Regions from separate parts of the Homo sapiens genome. Here all the other regions are linked to region 1. A link is a loop called in an ENCODE intact Hi-C map of the cell type or tissue named here. Cell type or tissue: A673. All regions are shown on one strand. Each heading gives the region's core, and the rest is flanking DNA. Links, peaks and the distances in the headings are about the cores only. Region 1 overlaps DLG2 (discs large MAGUK scaffold protein 2). Region 2 overlaps DLG2 (discs large MAGUK scaffold protein 2). Region 3 overlaps DLG2 (discs large MAGUK scaffold protein 2).

What was found. A loop is a pair of places that touch in the nucleus more often than their neighbours do. Peaks named below come from ENCODE experiments on the same cell type or tissue, not always from the same donor. Only the 100,000 strongest peaks of a DNase experiment are listed, where the experiment ranks them.
Region 2: it touches region 1 in a loop (10-fold over the local background); 10 of 110 quality-filtered maps call a loop at or near these places.
Region 3: it touches region 1 in a loop (8-fold over the local background); 3 of 110 quality-filtered maps call a loop at or near these places.

Annotation. Positions count from the first base shown.
Region 1 is chr11:83,812,817-83,821,231 of GRCh38, reverse strand. All of the region lies in intron 17 of DLG2 (discs large MAGUK scaffold protein 2), which reads left to right. It also overlaps the pseudogene LDHAL6DP. Among named protein-coding and RNA genes, the nearest start is that of DLG2-AS2, 180 kb to the right of the region's middle. In A673, for the core only: a CTCF peak has its summit at 4,441 (motif pointing right); DNase peaks (open chromatin) are centred at 4,481 and 5,231; H3K27ac peaks cover 4,837 bases.
Region 2 is chr11:83,730,612-83,739,026 of GRCh38, reverse strand. The region is part of intron 18 of DLG2 (discs large MAGUK scaffold protein 2); the gene reads left to right. Among named protein-coding and RNA genes, the nearest start is that of DLG2-AS2, 97 kb to the right of the region's middle. In A673, for the core only: a CTCF peak has its summit at 2,150; DNase peaks (open chromatin) are centred at 2,156, 4,656, 4,766, 5,396 and 2 weaker places; H3K4me3 peaks cover 263 bases; H3K27ac peaks cover 5,000 bases.
Region 3 is chr11:83,743,579-83,751,993 of GRCh38, reverse strand. The region is part of intron 18 of DLG2 (discs large MAGUK scaffold protein 2); the gene reads left to right. Among named protein-coding and RNA genes, the nearest start is that of DLG2-AS2, 110 kb to the right of the region's middle. In A673, for the core only: no CTCF peak of the experiment used is centred there; DNase peaks (open chromatin) are centred at 2,413, 3,683, 4,583, 4,863 and 2 weaker places; H3K4me3 peaks cover 2,421 bases; H3K27ac peaks cover 4,948 bases.

The DNA.
Region 1 (8,415 bases), core at 2,065-7,064:
AAGGGCAGCATTGGCCCTTTCTCTGCTCAGGTTCTGAACAACTGCAGAGCTTGAAGCAGCAGATATCATGAGTTATGAGATGTGAACTTTCCAGCTAGTATGGAGGTCAGTAAGCATAAGCGTTATGTCTGCATCATCATTGCATCCCAGAACCTAACCCAGTGCTAGGCACACACAGGTGTTCATAGGTGATGAATAAATTAGATGAAAGAACTTGAAGTCTTCGCTAATGGGAAAGGAAAGCTTTTGGAGATTTTGTTCTAAGTTTTTTCCCTGAAATTCTCAGAAGATTCTTTTTTAAGTTGTCTGTGACATCTATGAGCCAACCTATTGCCTGGTTTTCCAGTTTAAGTGTCGGTTGGTTGGAAGAGAGAAATCCTGGATGAATAACTTACCAGAGAATAACTAAATATGGATCAGTAGATAGGATCCCAGGGGTAGCATTTTTCACTGGAAAAAGCTGTTCCTATACTACATATTTGCTGTGCTTTTCAAATGTCGGGGCTCACTTGCTCATCAGTGAATCAGTAAAAAAGGAAATATTCCCTTCCTCAGTTGTCAGGCCCACAGTATTTTCTGCCCCAGGAACAACTATCTCCAGGGAATATTTTCATTTGAAACATCCATTTTCTTGCCCTGAAAGCCATAAAAGATGAGACAAATCACTCTGAAAGCAGGTACCAAGGTCTGGACTTTTCAGCCTGAACCATAGTTTACCTTGTTACATATGAAATGCTTAGGTATCGTCATTCTAATAATGTGGCTGATAGCATTGATAATAATTGGTTGTTTCTGAATAGTACTTTTGATTTATGGAGCAATTTAAAATTTTTATTCTTATGGCAACCTTGAGACAGGCAGGGGATGGTATTATTATAATAACAACTTTTTATGAAGAAACCAAGCCTCAGAGATGCTTAGTAGAGAATACAAAGTGATAATGTTAGATGGAAACCTGACTATTTAGCTGCTCTTTTCTTATACTTTTTTTCAGTTATTTTCATAAACTGGCCTATGAACCTATTGTTCCCGTAAGACAATAAATAATATGTAGTGACTGGGATTATTTCCTAAAAATCCACAAGATGGCAGTAAAAGATTTTGCATTGAACTGGAGACACTAGTGGAATGTGGCCTTTTGCCCAGTTTTCATACTAGTGATTGTATTTGATCACAGTATTAAAACTGGTTATCATAATGATAGCTTTTTAAAATATAACTCAATGAATTCAAGTGGAATTCAAACCTGAAAGTAACATTTGTGACTTTGTTTATTATTATTATTATTATTGTGAGGGTCCTGTATTTAAACATAAGAAACCACTAGGAATCAGCTGGGAGCTCTGATAGCCAAGATTTCTTGAGAAAGCTCAAAATGAGAAATGTTACTCCTTCTTCAACGTTGGACTGACCTATAATTCTCCTGCTTGAAGGGGAGAAATAGAGGGGTCAGGAAAAGGTCAATAGTTAATCTTCCTTATAATTTGATTTCTTGTTATTTCTCTATGTTCAGAATCTTTCCTGGAGGGAAACTTTCCTGATGGACCAATGTTGCTGTAAAACATATTCCAGGAACATTTATTGCCTATATCTCTCAGGTTTTGTGTGTAACATAAACTATACTAAGCTATGGGTAGTTTTTCATGTACTTTTATTATTCTACTCTCAGATTTATGATAGAATTAAGAAGAATGAAGACTATATTTTTCTTTTCTTTTTCTTTTCTTTTTCTTTTCTTCTTTTTTTTTTTTTTTTTTTTTTTGAGATAGAGTCTTGCTCTGTCTCCCAGGCTGGAGTATAGTGGCATGATCTTGGATCACTGCAACCTCAGCCTCCCAGGTCCAAGCAATTCTCCTGCCTCAGCCTCCCAGTTAGCTGGGGTTACAGGCATGTACCACAATGCCCAGCTAGTTTTTGTATTTTCAGTAGAGATGGGGTTTCACCATGTTGGCCAGGCTGGTCTCGAACTCCTGACCTCAGGTGATCCACCTGCCTCAGCCTCCCAAAGTGCTGGGATTACAGGTGTGAGCCACTACACCTGGCCTACATTTTTCTTTCATTTGGCGGAGGGTCTGCCTCCATGCTGAGCGGGAACTCCCTTTGTTGATGGGGCTCGTGATCATCATCAGGCACATATAGACCTGAGTCAGTAGACTCTGTAATTGAGAACATCAGAAAAAATCACACTGTTTCTGTTTCTAACATAAAGGCAAGCAAGTGTTCCTTAGCATCTCCTTTGTGTGTAGCAGACAGGACTTATGCCTCAAAAAGATGGCAGTGGATTTGCATAAACATGTAAAAACTTAAAAATGAACGTCAGGTATCTCTGGTTTTAAAGTCCTTTGGGCAGTCTCTTATGCTACCCAAATTTATCTTTCCCCTTTTCCTGACTTTTCTTCTCTAATGTCTTTTTACGTTCATATTCATAGTCATTTCTTATGACAAAGAGTACAACCTTAATTTTTGCTTGCTTGTCAGAGATTCTCTTTTCACCTTGGGTGGCTCACCATCTTTCCCTGAAGGAAAAAATATATATAGCTTTCATACCCTTACTAACATAGATTTAAACCTCCTGTCAGGAAATAAGATATTCCACTCCATTCCTCTGTTTATTCATGTATCCTCTCATCCCTGTCTACAACGAACTTGATAGGGGCTTCTGTGTTTATGTCACCTTGCTATGTGGAATGTAATGATGACTAAGCCATGTGTCATGTCCTTGGGATGCTTATAGTCTAACAGAAGTAATAAGCAGGTCCACCCCGAATTATACTATAAGAAAAGTACAGTGAGGCAAGGGAGTTCCATAGAAAAGGCAAAACCTCACCAGGTATTCTGAGGAGGATTCATGTTTTCCTTGGTAATGGAAAGACCTTCCCAGATCCTCACTGCAAGTCTAAGATAAACGATTTTTTCATCAGGCCACAAAGGAAGAACATGAAGTCCAATGCAGAAGTTTTGAAAAGCAGGAGTGCTCAAGAATTATCAACAGCCCAGACCAACAAGACACCAGATGCAGGAGACTATTTGGCCTCTGAATAAACGGGATGAGGAGTTTAAGCACTGGGCTAGGCTAGGAAAAGCAAATAGCTCCCAGGAGCAACAATTCAGTTACTCAGGACAACCTGAACAAACTCCTGATCTTCTCACTCCTCTGTAAAGTGAAAAGACGGAGACTCAGGATCTTTAAAGGCCCTTCCAGCTCCAATATGCTAGGAATGTATGTGTTTGAGAGAACTTTGTGTGATAAAAAGGATGCACTGAAGGGTTTTTGAACAATTAATTTTTTATTAGTTATGACTAAACGTATGTTAGTTATGAATAAAGACTTCCCTTTATTTTATTTATTTATTTTTTAATTAGAGACAGGGTCTCACTGCTGCTAGATTGTGCAGTAGCACAATCATAGCTCACTAAACCTTTGAGCTCCTGGGCTCACGCAATCCTCTCACCTCAACTTCTCAAATAGCTAGGACTATGAACATGCATCACCATACACAGCTAATTTTTAAAATATTTCTAAGATACTGGGTCTCACCATGTTGCCCAGGCTGTTTTTCAACTCTTGGCCTCAAGCAGTCCTCCCACCTCAGCCTCTCAAAGCACTGGGATCACAGGTGTGAACCACCTCACCCAGCCTAAGACTTCCCTTTAAATAATAAAAGTTTTAAAATCAGAAATTAAAATTAAAGGCATACATTCATACTTTTTTCAGAGTCCATTGGTTATAACTTAACCATCCAAATAAAGTCTCAATTCCTCGATATAGCTTCTCTTAACTTGTCCAGCCATATCTCTAAAAGTCAGTCTTTTCTCTGTCATGTAACTATATCTGACATTGTATCCTCTCCTGAAAACTTTCCCCACCCCACCTTCTTCTGAATAACTCTTCTATTCTATTCATCCTTCAAATCTTAGATTGTTATATTCTCTAAATGCCTTCTCTTGCCATTCCCACTTCACCTTCCAAAAACACACAGAAGCACCTCCAAGTTAGGTACCCCTCTTAATGTGCTTTGTATATCCCATACTCTTCCTATGACAGCACTTACCATGTTAATTTTTAAAGACATGTTTAGTACTCCATTTTCCTTACTCTATTGTAAGCCAGGACAATGCTTGTCTTGTTTACCTGACATATAATATATCTTATAAATATATAATGAATGAATGAAGCTAGATTACTATTTTAAGTCAGTAGATTCTGAGTAAAGATCTAGTAAAATAAATGCATGGCCAACAATGCATGGGCAGTATACACCTGTATTGCGCAGGACACAATGTTAGGTACTGTCCCTATAGGCTGATTATTTAAAGGTTTCCAGCTGACAGGAATGTGTGTAACCTAACCAAACTTGAAGAATATTTATAAGATATTGTGTCTGACATCTCAAAAATCAAAATGAGAAACAAACAAAATGTAGTTATATCTTTTGTATAGCAACCACTAGAGGGCAATGAAAGCAAACGTTGAACATCCTTTGGGGGAAAGGAATTGTAAAATGTTTTCTGATTGAAATCTGGGCATATAATCTTATGTTTGGGATAGTTATAGGACCTGTAGGCTGTGGTTTCTGTGATTATGGGTTTAGTAGTTATAATTACCTTTCTAGTGTGGAATTCAAACCTAGATTCTCTGTGATAATAACATCACCTTACACTGCATGTATTATCTCATATGAACCTCCTGTAGCACTACCAGGGAATATACTATTTTCCCATTTTCCAGTGAAAAAAAACTGAGGTTCAGAGGCATTAAGCTAGTAAGTAGCCATAAGGTAGCAAAATATTGACACAAATCCTATAAATACTTATTAACTACTTACATTTACCAGGCATACAAAATTCTCTGCTAAGACAGACAGTCTGGGAAAATACAGGTTCCAAAATTAATTGTACCAGTTTAGAATGGAGACATATGGCAACAGCTCCTTAAAAGAAGATCTTGTGGTTTTAGGTAGCCATCTGATGATGCTGCCAATAGGCTAATAGGCTGGAGCCTATTTACGGAAATGTAGTCCTGGAATGTGGGAAGGAGACATCCTTCTGTCTCCACACTGGTTAGACTCTATCTAAGCTATATGTTCCACTCTAGTTGCTGCATTTTTATAAAGATATCAAGAAGCCACAGAATAGGATTAAGGTTCCTGGACATGATATATTAGAGGGTGAAGGGCAAAGTGAAATGTCCCAAAGAAGGAGAGAGAAAGAGAGGGAATTAGACACAGTGATGCTTAAGCTATAGGCTCAGGAGCCAGAGTGGGTCCGACTTGGCATACCTACTAAAAACAGGAAATGAGTAATTCCAGAGATCTGGGTTGGCCTCTTATCCATGTCAGATATTGAAGAGAATACTTGTTTGTATTCTCCAGGATTCACACAGAGCTAAAGAAGAAGCCTTTTTACTGCTTTAATCTGAGCAGACATCAGAAGCACTTTCCAGAGGCCCCCATGAGGCCTGTGTGCAGGGAGCTAAGCATGGCCTTGCTTGGTAACTGCAATAGCTGAAGTAAAGTGAAAGGCACTGAACATTCAAACAGGTTCTTTCGGCTTGCCCCAGCAAGCTCAACCTGCAGCTTGCCCACCACTTTCTTCCATTCTCTGCTCCATCCACCTCTTGTGTGTGTATCCCCAAGGTGGGCTGCAGGAGTTCTGTGGTCCAGCTGGAGCGTAGGCACTATGGGAGTAAATTTTCTTGGCCCCAGGATAAATCTGTGTCACCAACAGAGAACGCACATCACAGGGTCAGCTGGCCCTTAACCAACCTTCCCACCTCTGGTTACGTGATGGTAACTATCCAGAATGAATTTATTGAGAATTTTGCTTCAGAGGAGGTTATTCACCACAGTAAGGTCTCCATTATAAGAACTGGATCAGTTAGCATGGCCCGTGCAATCACCATGTTATTAAAAGACTTGAGGGATGAAGTTGCCTTTGTAGCTGTTGATAATGGTGAATTGAAGGGTGTGAGACAATGGATCTTAAACATGGCAGTCTTTTCCTAAAACTGCCAGATAGTGCTTCCAGCAAAGATTATCTCATCTCTGCAAACTCCAACCTAGTGATTATCACATCAGGTGCATGCCAGGAAAAAGGTGAAACACTTTAATTTAGTCAGTCTAAATGTGGCCATCGTTAAATTAATGATGTCTAATATTACTCAATATAGTCCTGCTGCAAATTGATAGTTTCCAGTCCAGTGGATATCTTAATTTATGTAGCTTAGAAATTGAGTACATTTTTCAAAACCCATATTATTGGAAATGGCTGTAATCTGGACACTGCCCATTTCCATTTCTTGACTGTGCAAGTGCTTGGAATCCACTCTGGAAGCTGCCATGGGTGGATCTTTGGAGAGCATGGGGACTCAAGTGTTCCTGTGTGGAGTGGAGTGAACATTGCTGGTGTCCCTCTGAAGGATCTAAACTCAGATAAAGGAATTGATCAAGATCTAGAGCAAGGGGGAAAATGTCCACAAAGAAGTGATTGCCAGTGCTTATGAAATTATGAAAATGAAAGGTTATACTTCTTGGGCCATTGGCCCATCTGTAACAGATTGAACAGAAAGCATTTTAGAGAATCCTAGGAGAGCGCATTCAGTTTCCACATAATTAAGGGCCTCTATGGAATGAATGATGTATTCTTCAGTGTTCCTCGTATCTGAGAGAGAATGGTCTTGCAGACCTTACACAGGTAAAGCTGACCCTTGAAGATGTGGCCCATTTGTAAAGGAGCACAGAAACACTTTGGGAATTCAGAAGAAGCTCAAGCTTTAAAGTTGTGTAAAGCTATCATTCTGAAATTATAGAAGAAGAGAAATAGCAGTTTTGGGATTATATATAAACCTTTTGAATAAACTTGAATTCCTAAAAATAGGAAATAGGAAAGGGAGTAGAGTAACGGCCCTGTTTATTTAGCCTCTATCGCTTTTATTATTAGCATCCAGATGCTGAATGATACTTATTTTTTACAATTCCTAAGCGATTGCATCAAAGAAGGTGTTTTTGATACGTCTGATGTGCCAGTACTTGCCTTGTATGTATATGCACTTGCCATTTGGTCCAAAAGAATGTATGATCTAGGTGTTTATTGTTTTATAGAAATCCTGATTCTTTTAAATACGTTCTAATATTTTTTTGGTCTGATGGGCTTATATTATACTCATTTACATACTCTTTTTAGAAGTCATTACTTTCTCTACAATGTAAAAATAAAAGTGCACATAAAGAAAAAAAAGTGAGTCTGCATCCTGACTCTGTTGTTTGTAATTGTGAATTTCGGCAATTTATTTAACTTCTCTGTGCCTCAGTTTTCTTATCAATAAAATGATGACTGTGTCTACGTATAGGGCTGTTATGAGGAGAAATTGATAATACATGTGGTGTTTAGTGTAACATTTCGCACCTGGAAGGATTTGATAAATGTTGGCTGTTATTTTTGTTGTTGTTGCTGCTGCTGCTGTTGTTTTTGTTGATAAAGCACTTGCAAGACCATTCTGCAGAAATGAAGGTAGACTTATTTGTGTTGCCCTAGAAAATGCCATTAGAACCAAAAGAGGCATCATCTAAAAGCAAGAGTTCGTAACAGGTTTAGTTTTAAATACTAAACCATGTATCGCCTAACTGATCTTGAACAAGTCACTCAACCTTACTCAGTCTCCATTTTCTGATGTTACTGAGGACTTAATGTGTCTGTTCACTGTGCTAAGCACTGTGGGTGGAGTGAAAAGGCCTTGTGTCACTGCATTGTAGTTACTCAAGCAGGAGCCAGCTGACCATCTGCAGGCATTTAGAGGGCTTGGGAGAAAGCATTCCTGCAAAGGATGGAATTTTTTTATCAAATCTCAGAGGATCCTATAAACAATCTTTGTTTCTGCTCTTGAAAATGTTGGAAATGAAATTTGTTCTCACTTTGAAATTGTCTTCCTCTGATACGGCACGAGGCTGGTCCTCAAATGGACTTGCATTCAAAAGTATTTCCCTTGAAGTAGTACCTGCCTTTTGAGGGTAACTGGATTCCTTTATTTCTCAAAGGTTAAGAAGATGAAAAAGTATGGCTTTGGAACCAGCAAGAGGCTTGAACCCTGCTTTACTATCAACTAGATGTGCAAACTTTGGACAAGTACTTAGCTTCCCCAAACTGAGTCTTCTTATTTATAAAATGGAGCCAATGACTCCTGCTTCAAAGGATTGTTATGGGGGTTAAATGTGCCAAGGGGTATAGAGCACCCATCATGGTGCCTGACACAAAGCAAGTGGTCCTGCCTTCTTTGACAGTGCCACCAACAGTCCCAGTGCTCAAGGCTCTAAGAATGAGCTTCAACTCTAAGAGGAATGGGCATTGGCCTTCTGGTCATCATCCCATCTCCTCAACTCTGTAACATTGTGCAACTCCTGCCAGATAAAAGCTGACCTC
Region 2 (8,415 bases), core at 1,772-6,771, 82 kb after region 1:
AAATAATAAAATAATATAAATAGAACCATTTGAACCATCATGCACACTTAACTGAGCTCTGCTTATCCCCCAGCACTTTGGACTTCACTGTCACCAACAGTAGGCAACATTTAAAAGATGTTGAGCAGGATTTGTGTGTTAAAAGTTCACCTTGATGGCAGAAGATGGATAGGAATAAAGCAAGACAGTTACTTTCATGGTCCAGATGGCAGACAACAAGGACCCATCATCATGCAGCTATGATGGGAGAGGAGCTGGTGAATATGAGAGGTGTGTAGGAAGTCGGCTTGACAACACTTGGTAATTAGGATATGATGCCTAGGATTTGGGTGGATGGAGAATCTCTGAGTAGAGCAAATTTTAGAGAAATGAGGAAGATTATGACAACTTTGGTGATAGTTGGTGACTTAGAATTCTGTCCCTTATTGTACAGAGCACAGCTTCTCCGTCTGACTGTATCTCCTGCTGTTTTGAGGCAGAGGAAATTGGAACTAAATTCAAATTATTTCGAAGCTTTTCTCCCTAATGTATTTATCAAATCACAGCCCGCTCAGCTGAGTGTGCTAGACAGGTACATTTCATTTGGACAATAATGCCAGTGGTTTGCTAGTGACTAGTGTGTGTCTTTGGGGAGCAGCCCCCAAAGAGAAGCCTGCCCCTCTTTTTCAACATAAGAACTAGAAAAAAAAAATCTTGGCTGTGTACTGCACATCATATTATCTCCAGAAGCCTAAATTGGTAAATGTCAGCATTACTGTGGACAGTGAGTGGTTGCTGATGTGGGTTTGGGTAAACATTGTAATGGTGGCTGGTTGTAGATAAAGAGCAGCAGTTTATAATTTGTGATGGTGCATGTTTAACTCCCCCTGGAAAACACAGACCCTTGGAATCTGAACTTGTTCTAAACCTCCTTTTCTCACAGAAGGATCAGGAGGAAGAGAATTGGCATCATCACTAACCCTGTTTCATAAGCTATCCAATGCCATCCTCTCATCTCTTAATTGTTTCCCTCTGGGGTTCCTCTCTGAATATGGATCTGAGAGGAGAGGGAGGAGAGCAAGGGGGCACAGGTATTAAAGAGAAGAAGAAGAAAAGAAGATTATGTAAGGCAGCATCACCAAAAGAATAAGTGGAGAAGACAGGAAAATTGCAAGTACAGAAGAAAACCTCAGGAACCAGTTCAACTAACCCTTTTACAGGCACCCACCACCACACTCAGCTAATTTTTTCTATTTTTAGTAGAATTGGGGTTTCACAGTGTTAACCAAGATGGTCTCGATCTCCTGACCTCGTTATCCACCTGCCTTGGCCTCCCAAAGTGCTGGGATTACAGGCGTGAGCCACCACACCCGGCCTATTTATTGTTTCTTAATTATTCATTTAACAATTATCTAGAGTTAACTATGGACCAAGCATATAGTTCTATTTGCTATCCTTTTCCAATCTGTGTTTATAATCGTATGGACTTTGATGTGCCTTGCCACCGAATATATTTGAGATGTGTTTTAAGTAGAAACATATCTTTCAGATTCAGCAGAAATGGAGAAAAAGTATAGCTCCAAGAGAGCATGAAAATGTATGCCATTAATTAAAGCATAATTTTAAAAAATAGAACCAATCAATATGAAAGTTCATTTCTCAACATACTTTATCTTTTTTTGTCTGATTAATTGCTTTTCTCCTCCACTCACTTTTTCTTTATGAGAATGTTTGTTTTCAGTAGGACATTATGAGAATGTAGTGAAAAAGTAATTCTAAAAATAATTCATCTGATAAAAGAGTTGTATTAACTTTATTACAGCTTCACACCTAAAATCTGGGAGGTAAATAATCTTTTGCAGCATCACAGTAGCATCTGTCTTCTAAACCCTTTTGTTCTAAGTCCCATTCCAAACAGGTACAGCTTCCATGGTATGATTTGTTTGCTTTTATCCAAACAGGTGTGGTTTTTGGGGCTCTACAGTGTGGCCTATGGCTTAATTACAAAATGAGATTTTTGTATACATAGTTTATTTCACCTAATAAAATGATACTTGTAGTTGGAATATTTTGCTTTTCAGATTGTGTAGATATCTTGGAATTGTACCACCCACAGTGTCCCAAATTCTGTCATGCACAGATGCTCAGTAAACTGAACACTGCCATCTATAGAGAAGTAATTAGCCAGCATCAGGTTTCATTGGAATCACTTTGCTGCACTCTGATTCACCCTTAAATTATTGTCTTCACTGTGCATTATGAGCTGATCAAAGCTGTTCTTCAAGTTTGGATGCTTTTTTTTTCTTCTTCTTCTTATTCTTTAGGGCAATGCTCTAGAGAAGAAACAGGCACTTTAGAGAGCAACTACATTTTCAAAAATAGATGAAATTAAAACAGAGCAACAAATCATACACACAGTTGATTTCTGTTGCTAGGATGTTTTGGCCTCTGTTTTATTTATTAACCAGCGCTGTCAGCAGAGAAAAATAGGACTTTTGAGACAACCATTGTAAACAATAAAGCCAAATGTCAGTCAAACAAATAAATAGCCAATCTTGCCAAGAAAAGACATTGCAGAATCTCTGTATCTTTCTCTTTTTTTTTTGTATCTAAAAAATGCATTTCAGAACAGGTGCATAAAGTTGCCCTAACTTGGTCAGGCCATCTGGCTAATTAGTATGTATGTTGAGTTCTAGTAATAATAATATTAAAAGCAAACACTTGTGTAATACCCTTTTCCCCTATGAGGACACTGAGAGACAGAGAAGCTAAGTAATCTAATCTGCTCAGGGACACATGACCAATCAGTTTAAGACTTGGGTCTTGAACCTGAGCGGTTTGGCTCAAGTCTTAAAAAATATGCCCTCTTAACAAATATACTATCATGCTCCTCATGTGAAAAGCAAAACCTCAGAGTGGCATAGGCAGAGTTATTAAAATAAAATGATTTAGGTTGAACTGTATGAAAAATGTCAATATTTGACAGTTTGTGACCTAACAGATCTGTAGTTTTATACTGTCCAATCTAATCGCAACTAAAGCAACTAAGCACACATTTATGAGGCCTCTGCTCTGGGTCAGGCCCTGTTTTCTGGATGTTGCTGGAGTTAGTATGATTTGGTGGCAGAGAGTGAATCTGGAGACTGGAATTTTCCAAGTCCCATTGCTAATTTTGATTAGTCAGTTCATTTCCCTGGACCTGTCTTTTCATCTGTTAAATAAGCAGATCTCAAACTTTTCAGACTGTAGTTCACTTAGAAAGGGTGAACCATCTTATGTCTCATTCATTCCAATCACTCTCAATTTCCAGTGGTAAACAGAACCGCTGGTTAGAAAGAATGTGACTATAAAAGCAAAATGTACGTGTGGGAAGAATTATGTTTGCATATGCTTTAGCAATAGGAATACAGATGATTTAAGTGTCCATATGTCTTAAAGCCTAATTATTACAAAATATTAGGCCAAAATATAGTCAGAGTGCAAATTATGTGTCACCAAGAGTTAACAAAATTATCTGCAACAAATAGAAGGGATAATGGTAAACCTAAATTAAATTTATCATTAAAAGTAGGAATAGTAGGATTTAACAACTATGACCAATTAAAGAAAACACTGAGGATTCAGTGGCTTTTTAAAAAGCATCTTGCCCCCAAACTGGGAGGATTCCACCTCTCTGCCTGTGCAGTAGAAGCTGTGTGACCTAGTCTTCCTGGTATAATACCAAATTAAATCCTTAATCAATTTTACTAAAACACTAATTTAAATATCAAATCAATAATCCTTAACAATTCACTCAGTGCTGGTTACATTTTAAAATACGTACCTATGAAATTACAAGTGATTTACCTTAAAAGGCCAAAGAAAAACTTATGTGGCATGATTGTGATGCCCTCACCTTCCATCCTAACCCTCTCTAATCGGCCAATATTAATATCAAATGTTAAAAAAATAATTATATTTATTTTAAAACAGAGGACACACATACACAAAGCCACCACTTATGTCAATACAGTTTAACCCCTACACAAAGGTGACAAGACAAACAGGTGAGTAGAGGCTAATACCTATAACAAGTTCTGCACAATCTGTGTGGGGCGCCTTGTTTGTGTGTGGTGTACGACAAATATGTATAAAATGTGTATTTTATACATATGTGTATATATATAATATTAATGTATATATAACGATACATAGGCACACATAATTAAACAATTGACATAAATGTTTCATGAAATAATACTCTTACTGTGTGCATTATCCTCTGAAGTTTCTATTTTATTTTTTAAAGAAAACTATGGGCTGGGTACAGTGGCTTATGCCTATAATCCCAGCACTTTGGGAGTCCAAGGCAAGAAGATCACATGAGGTCATGAGTTCAAGATGAGCCTAGCCAACGTGGTGAAACCCCATCTCTACTAAAATACAAAAAAATAGCCTGGCATTGTAGCCTGTGCCTGTAGTCCCAGCTACTCGGGAGGCTGAGGAAGAAGAATCGCTTGAACCTGTGAGGCAGAGGTTGCAGTGAGCCAAGATAGTGCCACTGCACTCCAGCCTGGGTGACACAGCAAGGCTACATCTGAAAGAAAGGAAAGAGAGAGAGAGACAGAGAGAGAAAGGAAGGAGGGAGGGAAGGAGGGAGGGAAGGAAGGAAGGAAGGAAGGAAGGAAGGAAGGAAGGAAGGAAGGAAGGAAGGAAGGAAGGAAGGAAGGGAAAATTAGTGATCATAAATTGATTTGATTTCACAATCCACTTTTGGGTTGTGATTTGCAATTTGGAAAGCATACTTTTAAAGAAGGTTACTCAGATATGCCAGATATGAGTTCACCGTGACCTCTATGAATAGTGTGGGCAACAAATGATTGGGTAAAGAAAATGTGATACATATAGAGAGATGTAGAGATATTTCTGTCTATAGATAAATATAGATATGGAATATTAGCCAAAAAAGAATGAAATCATGTCTTTTACAACAATATGGTTGCAACTGGAAGCCATTGTGTTAAGTGAAATAACTTAGAAAGTCAACTACCACATGTTCTCACTGATAAGTAGGAGCTAAATAATGTGTGCATGTGGACATACAGAGTGGAATAGTAGACACTGGAGACTTGGGAGGGTGGGAGGGTAGGAGAGGGATGAGGAATGAGAAATTACTTAATAGGTACAATATTCACTATTTGGGTGATGGTTACACTAAAAGCCCAGACTTCTCCACTTCACAATATATCCATGTAACAAAACTGCACGTGTATCCTCCTAAATCCATTTAAAGCAACAACAACAAAGAAACAAATGAGCAAAGGCACATTTGGAAATTTCTTAGATGAAGGGATTTGAAGTTGATTGCTAGAACTGGGCATAGTTAGCCTGGGCTAGAGACAAGTGATGATTGTAGAGAGGAGGAAGAAGCCAGAAGAGTAAGTCTCAGTCCTCCAATATTTGAGCAGCTACCGAAGTAACAAGACATTAGAGGGACTAAGCATTTCTTCCTGTGGCTCCCAGGGATGGATTTTCACTCATTCAGCCACCTGAGCACTATTTAACACCAGCTACTTGCCAGCTTCTGTGCTAGAGACTGAAAATCAAATACCAAATACATTAGTTAATCTTTATGCAAAGAAACCCTGCTTTTTCAGTGATGTGATAGGTCAACATGCCTGATACGATATGCAGTATGGAGAGATTTTGTTAAGTCCTAGTGAGTGGTTTTATTAGTGACTCACAGAGCTCCTCATTTACCAGGGTTGCCATTTGACTCAATTTCTTTTTCCTTTTCTCTTTCCTTTTTTTTTTTTTTTTTTTTTTTTGAGATGGGGTCTCCCTCCATTGCCCAGGCTGGAGTGCAGTGGCATGATCTCAGCTCCCTGCAACCTCTGCCTCCCAAGTTCAAGTGATTCTCCTGCCTCAGCCTCCCGAGTAGCTGGGATTACGAGCACCCACCACCATGCCCAGTAATTTTTGTATTTTTAGCAGAGATGGGGTTTCACCATGTTGGCCAGGCTGGTCTCGAACTCCTGACCTCAAGTGATCTGCCTGCCTCAGCCTCCGAAAGTGCTGGGATTACAGGCGTGAGCCGTCGCGCCCAGCCATTGAGTCAATTTCTAAATACTTCTGAGTGTTCACTACTGTGCAGAAAGTGGTTCAGTTATGGAGAAGCAGATGTCCTCAGAAGGTGAGCTATGAGCTTTCTACCTCAGCGAAAGTGTTTCCCAGTGCTTCCTTCCCCCATTCCCCTCCCCAGTTGGAGCATGAAACTATGAAAGAGCTTCCATCTGAACTTTAAAGGAGCCATTTTAGAATTCTAGCTTTAGACATTTTTTCTTGAGAAAAATCATTAAGCTTTCCTTTTATTTTAGATTGTTTAATTTGCAGGAAAGCACACATGATAATGAATACATAAATCTTCTCAAATACCCACAAAGCCTGCATAATGAATTCTTGGTTTTATACGCTTTGGGCTCTTACCAATTTCTTTTAAATTCCAAAATAAATCCATTAGAAGTTGTGATCCCCATCATTTCACTACACGGAAAATTCACTGTTAAAGCTTGTTTAGGGTTATCTGTGAGTTTATTATCAACATGTTGAAGTTACAGAAAGACATATTTTGGTTCCATATAAAACTAAATTTCTAAGCATAATAGCTACCTTGGTAGGTATTAAGCTCCCCAACATGAGAGACATTTAAGAATAGTTGAAGGTCACCTGGCATCTGGTTGGAGTAAGGGGAGAATGTTACCCAAAATTACCCTTTAGCTTCCTACCACCCTTGAGATTGTATGTTTTAATTAAATAATTAATTTAATTATTTCTCCAGCCCACAACCGAGTTTTTTCCCTAAAACAGCTTCCTATACGTGCTTTCTGGAATCACATCCAAAAACACAAAATGGCTTTCTCTTTAAATGAACACGTCTTTAACATACTAACTAGATCGAAATTAATCAGTAAGTACATTTCAGTCAGTCTCTTCTGACAATATAGCCATGGCTCAGCAAAATCAAATTATTAGTAATAATAATTATGAATAATACCAAATAGTAACAAAGCACTAGTAACATTGACAATTGTTCTTAAGTTGCTAACATTTATTTAAATGACTATTGTGTGGCAAATGCTGTACTAAGTGCTTTAAAGGTACTAATTTAATGATAACCCTTTCTGGTGGTATAGCTCTTATTTTCATTTAACAGATAAGAAAACTGAGGCAGGCAGCCAGAATGGAGATTATCAAAAAGTCAAGAAACAATAGATGCTGGCGAGGCTGTGGAGAAATAGGAATGCTTTTACACTGTTGGTGGGAATGTCAATTATTTCAACCATTGTGGAAGACAGTGTGGTGATTTCTCAAGGATCTAGAACCAGAAATATCATTTGACCCAGCAATCCCATTACTGAGTATATACCCAAAGGAATATAAATCATTCTACTGCAAAGACATATGCACATGTGTGTTTATTGCATCACTATTTCCAATAGCAAAGACATGGGACCAACCCAGATGCCTATCTATGATAGACTGGATAAAGAAATGTGGTACGTATACACCATGGAATACTATGCACCCATAAAAAAGGAATGAAATCATGTTCTTTGCAGGGACATGGATGAAGCTGGAAGCCACCATCCTCAGCAAACTAACACAGGAACAGAAAATTAAACACTACGTGTTCTCACTCATAAGTGGGACCTATACAACAAGAACACATGGACACAGGGAGGGGAACAACACACACCAGGGCCAGTCAGGGGCTGGGGGGAGAGGGGAGGGAGAGCATTAGGACAAATAGCTAATGCATGAGGGGCTTAAAACCTAGATGATGGGTTGCTAGGTACAGCAAAACACCATGGCACATGTATACCTATGTAGCAAACCTTCACATTCTGCACTTGTTTCTCTGAACTTACAAAAGAAAAAAAGAAAGAGAACTGAGGTAGGGAAATTACATAACGCAGAGGGCCACTTGGAAATAGCAGAACCAGGACTTAATGCCGATGAGTATACTAACTCAACAGAATAAACTCATAACCACTAGCCTATCTATAAAATGAGCTTTATTTAGATGTTTTTGACCCTTGCTAATTTCTGTTTCATCATCTAAAATTTAGGGACCTAGTAAGGCCCCCTTATTGGAAATAATCATGCTGAGAAAGGAAGAATGACCCCTATAGGTTCTTAGTTGGAACAGACCCCTGGTTTCATATACACATGGGCGACAACCAGGGCATGAGTAATTCTCAAAGAAGTGACTTTGAAATTCAGCTTATGTAACATCTTCAACGAGAAACAGCAAATTTTTAGAGAAGTGACAAGATGAAGGAAAAGGACTTTGAGTCTCTTCAGGCACAGCGAGCAGTTTGTAGGAAGCCAAATAAATGGCAGATAAAGGCTACTTAGTAAAGCTTGTTAATGTAGATTCTCCTGGTACCATGACCA
Region 3 (8,415 bases), core at 2,130-7,129, 69 kb after region 1:
GCCAGGCAAGTCCTCTCTTTTTTATCTCTACCTACTCCCTTGCTGATCTCATGCAGTGTCATAATTTTAAATCCCAGCTCAATGCTAATAATTCCCATTGCTATCTGAAATCTGGACACTGGAACAACTCTCCAAAGAACTCCATATTGGTGTTCTAGTTCCCATTTGACTTCTCTACTTAAATGTCTAGTAAGTATCTTAAACATAGCATGTCCAAAATTGACCTTTTGATCTTCTACTTTCTACAACCAGAAACTTCTACAATCTTTCCTACCTCAGTGGCAATTCCATTTTTCCAGTTGCTGAGGCCAAAAAACTTGATGTCATCCTTAACTTCTCCCTTTCTCTCATCTTCACATTTGATCCATAAGCAAATTTGATCAGCTACACCTTAGATTTATATCCAGGGCTTGACTATTTCTTAGCATCCTCATTTTTCTATCCTAGTCCATATAACTATCATTCATTACCTGGGTTAATGCAACTGACTCCTAATGGTCACCTTGGTTATGTTCTTTCTCCCTTCAATCTGTTGTCAACACAAATGTAAGTTAGATTATCTTATTCTTCTACTCTAAACTTCTCCTATCCCACCCAGAGCAAAAGCCAAAGTCCTTAATATTGACCTCTAAGCTCCTATATATTTCTCTCCCATTTCCCATTTACTCTCTGACTTCGTTTCTAGCTACTCTTCCTCTACTGTTTCTGCTGTATTCCTACTGGCTTCCTAGTGTTCCTCTAACACACTGGGCACACTTCCAGCTCAGGTCCTTGCTGTTCTCTAGCCAAGAATGTTATTTCTGAAAGTATCTGCATAACCACCTTTCTTCAAACTTTATTAAAAAGTTAGCTTCCACATGAGAACTTTTCTGCCTCCACAGTATACATATACTTTATATCCCACTTCTCTGCTTTGTATTCTGACTTTTTACATTGAACACTATCAATATATATTTTACTTATCTAACATATTTTTCTGTCTCTCTCATTAGAAGAGAAGTTCAGTGAGGACAGAGAGTTTATCTTGTTTTGCTCACTGTTGAACCTCTAGTGCCTAGTAAAATATCTGATACACGGGGAGTGGTCAATAAATGTTTGTTAAATGCATAAAGAAATAAACTAACTCTGTCTACTCCATATCTGGACTGTAAGTTAGGAGGTCTATAACTCTGGGACAATAAGTCCTAAAGGTACCTTTTAAATTATTATTGAAAAAATAATCATATTTAGTGTGTTCTTTATTTTTTATTCTATATGTTTTGATCAGTGTTGGAAATTTAACTTTTTTGGGGCTCTCAGTTTTCTCTTGAGAAGACTGAAGTACATCAGCAGTTTTCATAGGCAAGCATATTTATTTCATATATCTATAATGTCATGGAACCATTTGTTCAAATGGCACATTATTTGAAATGTCTATATGTAGAACAGATGAAAGTAGAGATGAATGTAGGGTACAGCAAGGAGTAGAGCCTCTCTCTATTGCTTCTATGGCACCTCAGAGTAGAGTCTAAAGGTAACTGAACTGCATAATTATCTAATCGAAAAGTCCTATTATTCTACATTTGGTAATTCTTATCTCAATATTTGATTAACCAGAAGACTCTGCTCTTTAACTATATTGGATTTCAGTGCAATTCAGGTATTCAGAATGTTAAGAAAACATTCCTCATACTTGTCGATAGTATTATACGTGGTCATTAGCCTCAGTCACAGAATAACAACTAAACTGCCAGAGGGACTTCCCATGAACACCACTAGAAAAACCCATATTCTTTATCCTACACGACTTTTAGCCTTAAATCCTAGGGCCAGTGAGCTGCTTCAGATGGGAATCTTGGGGGTTCCTCTTGATGCTTTAACTTAAGAACTAGAGTAAAGACAAGCTTGAGCGTTTTTTCTTGTGACCCCTTTTAGTCTTTGTCCATGAGTTTACCTTAGCATTAATCAGAGTTCCCCCTCCCTAAAAGTGAAAGGTAACATGTATCAAATTAGTTCATAACAACCTGATCCTGAAGAATTATGTTTATTCAATGGCACAGGTGGCTGTAATTAGGGCAGTCTTTTTGATTAGTAACAGCATAATTCTTAGGAAGCAGAGAAAACGCTTCACTTATTTTATCTTATGAGGTCAGGCTTTGTGGCTGTTCTCTCTTTGAAACAAAACTTCAGTGTTTACAAACATACCCATAGGAGACAATTTGAAGGTATCTGCCAATTTTCCCCAGTGTAGGTCCCTACATACACATTTCTAAGAAATAATCTTACTTCGCTGTGCATAGCTAGATGTGAACCAAAAGGAACTCATCAGACCCCCTCAGGATTTGAAATTGCATCTTAGAGATGCATTTCTCTCTGTTAGTGCTTAAACTCAAAGATGGCATACAGCTGGGGTGCAGGCTGGAAATACAGCTGCTGGGTGGGGGCTCTGTGTGCAGAGAAAGTGGGTTGGCAGAGAGAAGGAAGAGGGAAACTGACACAGGAAGAAACAAGAGGAGACAGTATAACCAAGAGAGAGACAAATGGCACAGATCATAACTGAAAAACTCCCTTTATTCCTAGGCCTTGTGGTTGCTGTTTCTAGACTGTTTCAAAGCCAGGATTTGCATCTTTTTCTTGGGTTCCTAGAAATGACCCCTGTATCCTGACAAGGAAATTATCACTTTAGCTTGAGCAGTTTGAATGGACATCTCTTTTATGCAATAAAATTATTTCTGAAGGAGACGCTATCAGGATGAACATCTTCAAAAAGAAAGGCAAAAAGGTTGCCTCTCTGGCAACTGTGACCTGATTCTATGGCTCTCCATGCTAATCATCACTGCCATCTCTCATCTGTGTTGTGCTGCTAGAATTCCAATGTGGTACCTGCACAAGTCTAGAAGGACCTATTGCCTATGATGGTCAACCCACAAAAGCCATATGGGGAGCCATGACCACTAATGAACTACATACTGCAGCTGCCTCAGAGTCAGTCAAAACTGATATAATTGACCAAAATCTATGTAGAATTTTTCCCATAAAATGTTAGAGTATGAAAAATGTTTTAGAGATAAATTGATCTTTTAAAAGAGTACGGAAAATATTATCTTTCATTTATTTCATTTCAAATGGCAAAAAAAGCTTGTAAAATTGCTACTTCTGCTTTTCTGGGAAATGGAGGGGAACAAAGTAGTAGAGATTTCATTTTGGAGCTAAAGTGAAAAATTATCATACATTTCTATTTTCTACCGCCAATATAAATAGTGCACATAAAAGATACCCTTAAACTATATACTAATGGACAAAGATGAGAGTTCCTTTTCTAAATGTAAGCAGGCATTACTGTGAATCAGTTTAAACATTGTCTTCTTAGTGAAGCCTTCCTTGACCCTTCTACCTCAGGCAGAGTCATGTTTCTTTCTGAGCTGAATGGCATTTTGGACATATCCCTGTGATTGTCATGTACTCACTGTAATGACTGTTTATCTCTCTTCTTCACTAAACAGTGAGCATTTTGAGTAGGAAGTGGGACCATTAAACAGGAGGGCTAATACAGTAGAAAAAGCAGGCTTATTAGAGTAAGAGTGGAGTCAGGGAAAGGGAAAGCTTGGCTTTATTTAAACTAGGTTGAACATGAGGTGTCTCTGAAAGTTGCAGATGAAAATGTCCAGTTGATTATATGCATCCTGAGAACAGAATACAGGTCTAATCCACAGTTAGAGATCTGGAACTAGTCAAGGTGTGGTTGATAGTTAGAACTGTAGTAATCAGTGATATCGTCCTGGGAGAACATGTCAAGTGTAAAGGGAAGAAAGCTAAGAACAGAGCCCTCGTGAATATGTATCAAGGGTAGACCATATTTCCTAAAGTGGTATTTTTCAAACCTTGACAGAGTACATACAGAATCTATCTAAAGGAAAGCAGCATTTTATATGATTAAAGATGGGGATTCTCAAGCCAGATTGCCTGTTAAATCCCAACTGTACCACTTACTTGTTGTGTGATCATGGGTTATTAATTTCTATAAGTGCCTCAATCTTCTCCACAGCACAGTGGAGCTAATAACAATACCTATGTCATATGATTATTACAAGGAGTTAGTACTTAATATCTGGTATATAGAAAGCTCTATATGAGTGTTTGTAAAATAAAATTCAAATAAGAAAGGAAAAGAATCCTTGAGTAAACTCAGGTTGGCTTAGAATTTTTGTTTATATTACTTAAATATATAATATATATAAACAGAAACTTCATATGAAACATCTATACTTGCAGCACTAATACAACCATAAAAACTAAATATGCTTATAAAATAAATATAAAGAAAATTCAAAACCGGGTGCGGTGGCTCATGCCTGTAATCCCAACACTTTGGAAGGCCAAGATGTGTGGATAGTTTGAGCCCAGGATGGATCACTTGAGGGTGGATAGCTTGAGCCCAGCAACATGGCGAAACCCCATCTCTACAAAAATACACAAGTAATTAGCAAGGTGTGTTGGCGTCCACCTGTAGTCCCAGCTACTGGAAAGGCTGAGGTGGGAGGATGGCTTGAGCCTGGGAGGCGGTTGCAGTGAGCCAGAATTGTACCACTGCACTCCAGCCTAAGTGACAGAGCCAGACCCTGTCAAAAAAGAGAGAGAGAGAGAGAGACAGGAAGGAAGGCAGGAAGGAAGGCAGGAAGGAAGGCAGGAAGGAAGGAAGGAAGGAAGGAAGGAAGGAAGGAAGGAAGGAAGGAAGGAAGATTTTAAAGCAAATTAAAATCAAACTTACAATATTAATTTAATGTAATTGCTTATGTTATTCTACCAAAACTACATAACAGTTCTCCACATGAAGTATGATACTGGCTGCAGGTAATTTTGAGTTTGATATACTTCTACTTTCATGTGCTATGTTATGACTCACTCCAACCTCCCACCACTTCTCCTCATTTGTATAATATTCCAAGGTACTGTTTAAGGTTATTATATGTCCATCAATTTTCTTTTCTTCTTGGCTCAAGAAAATTAAATCAGTACCATTTGGTATTGACGCATTCATACATACAAAGGTAAGAGATAAGAAATCTTATGGTACTGCTTGGTTTTAGGGCAGGCACCCAGATGATCTAAAATGTGTTTATATTATTGTTCAAGATAATCATGAAAATGCAAACAGAAGCTTAATCTTCTTGTGAAGAACTTATGGACCTTAGTAATATGTCACCTAATTCCAATCTAAGAAATAAAGTTATAAGGAGCTGCTTTGAAAGAAAAACTGAAGGGAGTGTAGTATTACAAACTTTTTTTTTATTATACTTTAAGTTCTAGGGTACATGTGCACAACGTGCAGGTTTGTTACATATGTATACATGTGCCATTTTGGTGTGCTGCACCCAGTAACTCGTCATTTACATTAGGTATATCTCCTAATGCTATCCCTCCCCGCTCCCCCCACCCCACAACAGGCCCTGATGTGTGATGTTCCCCTTCCTGTGTCCATGTGTTCTCATTGTTCAATTCCCACCTATAAGTGAGAACGTGCGGTGTTTGGTTTTTTGTCCTTGCAATGGTTTGCTGAGAATGATGGTTTCCAGCTTCATCCATGTCCCTACAAAGGACATGAACTCATCATTTTTGATGGCTGCATAGTATTCCATGGTGTATATGTGCCACATTTTCCTAATCCAGTCTATCATTGTTGGACATTTGAGTTGGTTCCAAGTCTTTGCTATTGTGAATAGTGCCGCAATAAACATACGTGTGCATATGTCTTTATAGCAGCATGATTTATAATCCTTTGGGTATATACCTAGTAATGGGATGGCTGGGTCAAATGGTATTTCTAGTTCTAGATCCCTGGGGAATCGCCACACTGTCTTCCACAATGGTTGAACTAGTTTATAGTCCCACCAACAGTGTAAAAGTGTTCCTATTTCTCCACATCCTCTCCAGCACCTGTTGTTTCCTGACTTTTTAATGATGGCCATCCTAACTGGTGTGAGATGGTAACTCATTGTGATTTTGATTTGCATTTCTCTGATGAACGTGATGGTGAGCATTTTTTCATGTGTCTGTTGGCTGCATAAATGTCTTCTTTTGAGAAGTGTCTGTTCATATCCTTTGTCCACTTTTTGATGGAGTTGTTTTTTTCTTCTAAATTTGTTTGAGTTCTTTGTAGATTCTGGATATTAGCCCTTTGTCAGATGAGTAGATTGCAAAAATTTTTTTTTTTTTAAGGCAGCGTCTCACTCTGACACCCAGGCTGGAGTGCAGTGGCATGATCTTGGCTCACTGCAACCTCTGCCTCCTGGGTTCAAGCAGTTCTCCTATCTCAGCATCCTGAGTAGCTGGGACTACAGGTGCATGCCACCACGCCAGGCTAATTTTTATATTTTTAGTAGAGACGGGGTTTCACCATATTGGCCAGGCTGGTCTCGAACTCCTGACCTTGTGATCCATCTGCCTCAGCCTCTCAAAGCGCTGGGATTACAGCCACTGTGCTCAGCTACAGGCTTTTAAGAAAGGAAAGACTTGAGTATATTTAATTGTTGAGGGGAAGGAGCTAGGACAGAGGAAGAAGTTGGAGATAAAATGAAAGAGTAAAGGAATAATTGAGAGAGTAAAATCTTGAAAGAGACAGGGAGGTTTTGAAATCAAAAACAGAGGTGGAAGGATTAGAGTAGAACAGAAGAAAGCTAAATCAATGCAATTTTATAAATTTAGTTCAAGGATAGTGTTGCATAGTTTTCTAATTTTTTTCAAACTTTGGCCACTTCTTGCTGTATAAAGAACACAACCAACAAAATTTGTTTTCACAGCATTTGGCCAGGTTTTTATTCTACAGAATGCATCACAAACACTGAGAATATATGAGGGGTTTAAATCCTGTAAAAAGAACCTCAGGATGAGCAGATGAGTTGATCGCGATGCATGGGAACCAATCATGAGTGTCAGTATCCAGAGTTTGAGAACTGAGATTCGTATTTTTGGTTGCTTTCGCTAATTGCTGATGACAGGTATGAGTATTGCAGCATCCTAAGAAGACAGCTGGCTTGGAGCCACGCTGGATTAAACTGCTAAGTATGGAAAGTGAATTATTTTTCCCTCAACATGAAAGGTTCTGGAAATTAATCATTTTACTTCATAACAAAATCTGATGACTACAGGGCAGGTCTGGGCAGCTAACTTAACACAGTTTTAGCTTCTGTGTAGGTAGAATAAAAAACTTCCTGAAACCCTTGTTTATACCAAAGCCTTGTGCCAAGCAGGTGTCCTAGACTCCCAGAAGTGGTGAATCATAAACATTCATGAGGCATTTTCTGTGTCAGTATTTTCAGCTATGAAATTGAAGTGGTAACGGATCCAAACACTAAAAGACTGCTGAGGATTTCCAGAATTCTGAAAGCAGATGATCTCTGGGTGAGGACTAAATTGTCTGTTTTCTAGAACATACTGTAAATCACTCTCTGGTATGTGGCTACGTAAAGTGAATATATGTAAGTGTAGGTCCTTAATAACAAAGGGTGGTGATGTTGACTTTCATATTTAATATGGGAAATGAGTTCACAGATTTGCCAAAAAGCAATACCTTATAATTTATATTCCTATAGTGCAGTACTTGGTTTGTATCTCTGCCCTGTACTTATGTGTAGGACCACAGGTCACCATATGATTTAATCAGAGTGCATATGGGAAATAGAAACTATCCTATGTAGTTTAAGAAGAAAGAAATTTAATTCAGGGAATTAAGTGTTTGTAGTATTGCTGAATAATTGAAGGAGTGGGAATTAGGAGGCAGCTGCTGGATCAAAGTCAAGAACACACTGCAATACTTGAAATCTAGAGAGAAGGGGAAAAGGATTAGAAAGCAGTTATATTATCCACTACCACAGAACTGCCTCTCAACATTCAATTCTGGATAAGCTTGGTTGACAGTAGAAAGATAACAGGAAGATGGTCTCTCTCTTACTTCAGCTTTCACATCCAGTTAGGGCATCTAACCGTGGAAACCCAATTTGCATTGTGAACCCTAGCTGCAAGGGAGTCTGAGAAATGTAGTTTTTCATTTTCCAGCCTCTGTAGTCAGGAAATCCCATAGAAAGAAGTAGGAATAGATGCTGAAGACCCATTGACATACCCAGTACGTAATAAATATAGCCAACCTTTATTGAACATTCACTGCCCTTTACCTGTTTTCATTCGTGTAATCCCCATAGCAACCCTCTGAGGTGCATGCTATTTTTTGTCTACAATTTATAGATGAGAAAACTGAAGCACTGAGAAGATGAAGTAGCCTGTCCATGGCTAGGAGCAGTCACTCATGCCTGTAATCTCCCCACATTGGGAGGATGAGGCAGGCAGATTTCTTGAGCTCAGGAGTTTAAGACCAGCCTGGGCAACATAGTGAAATGCCATCTCTACAGAAAATGCAAAAATTAGCTGGGTGTGTTGGCATGC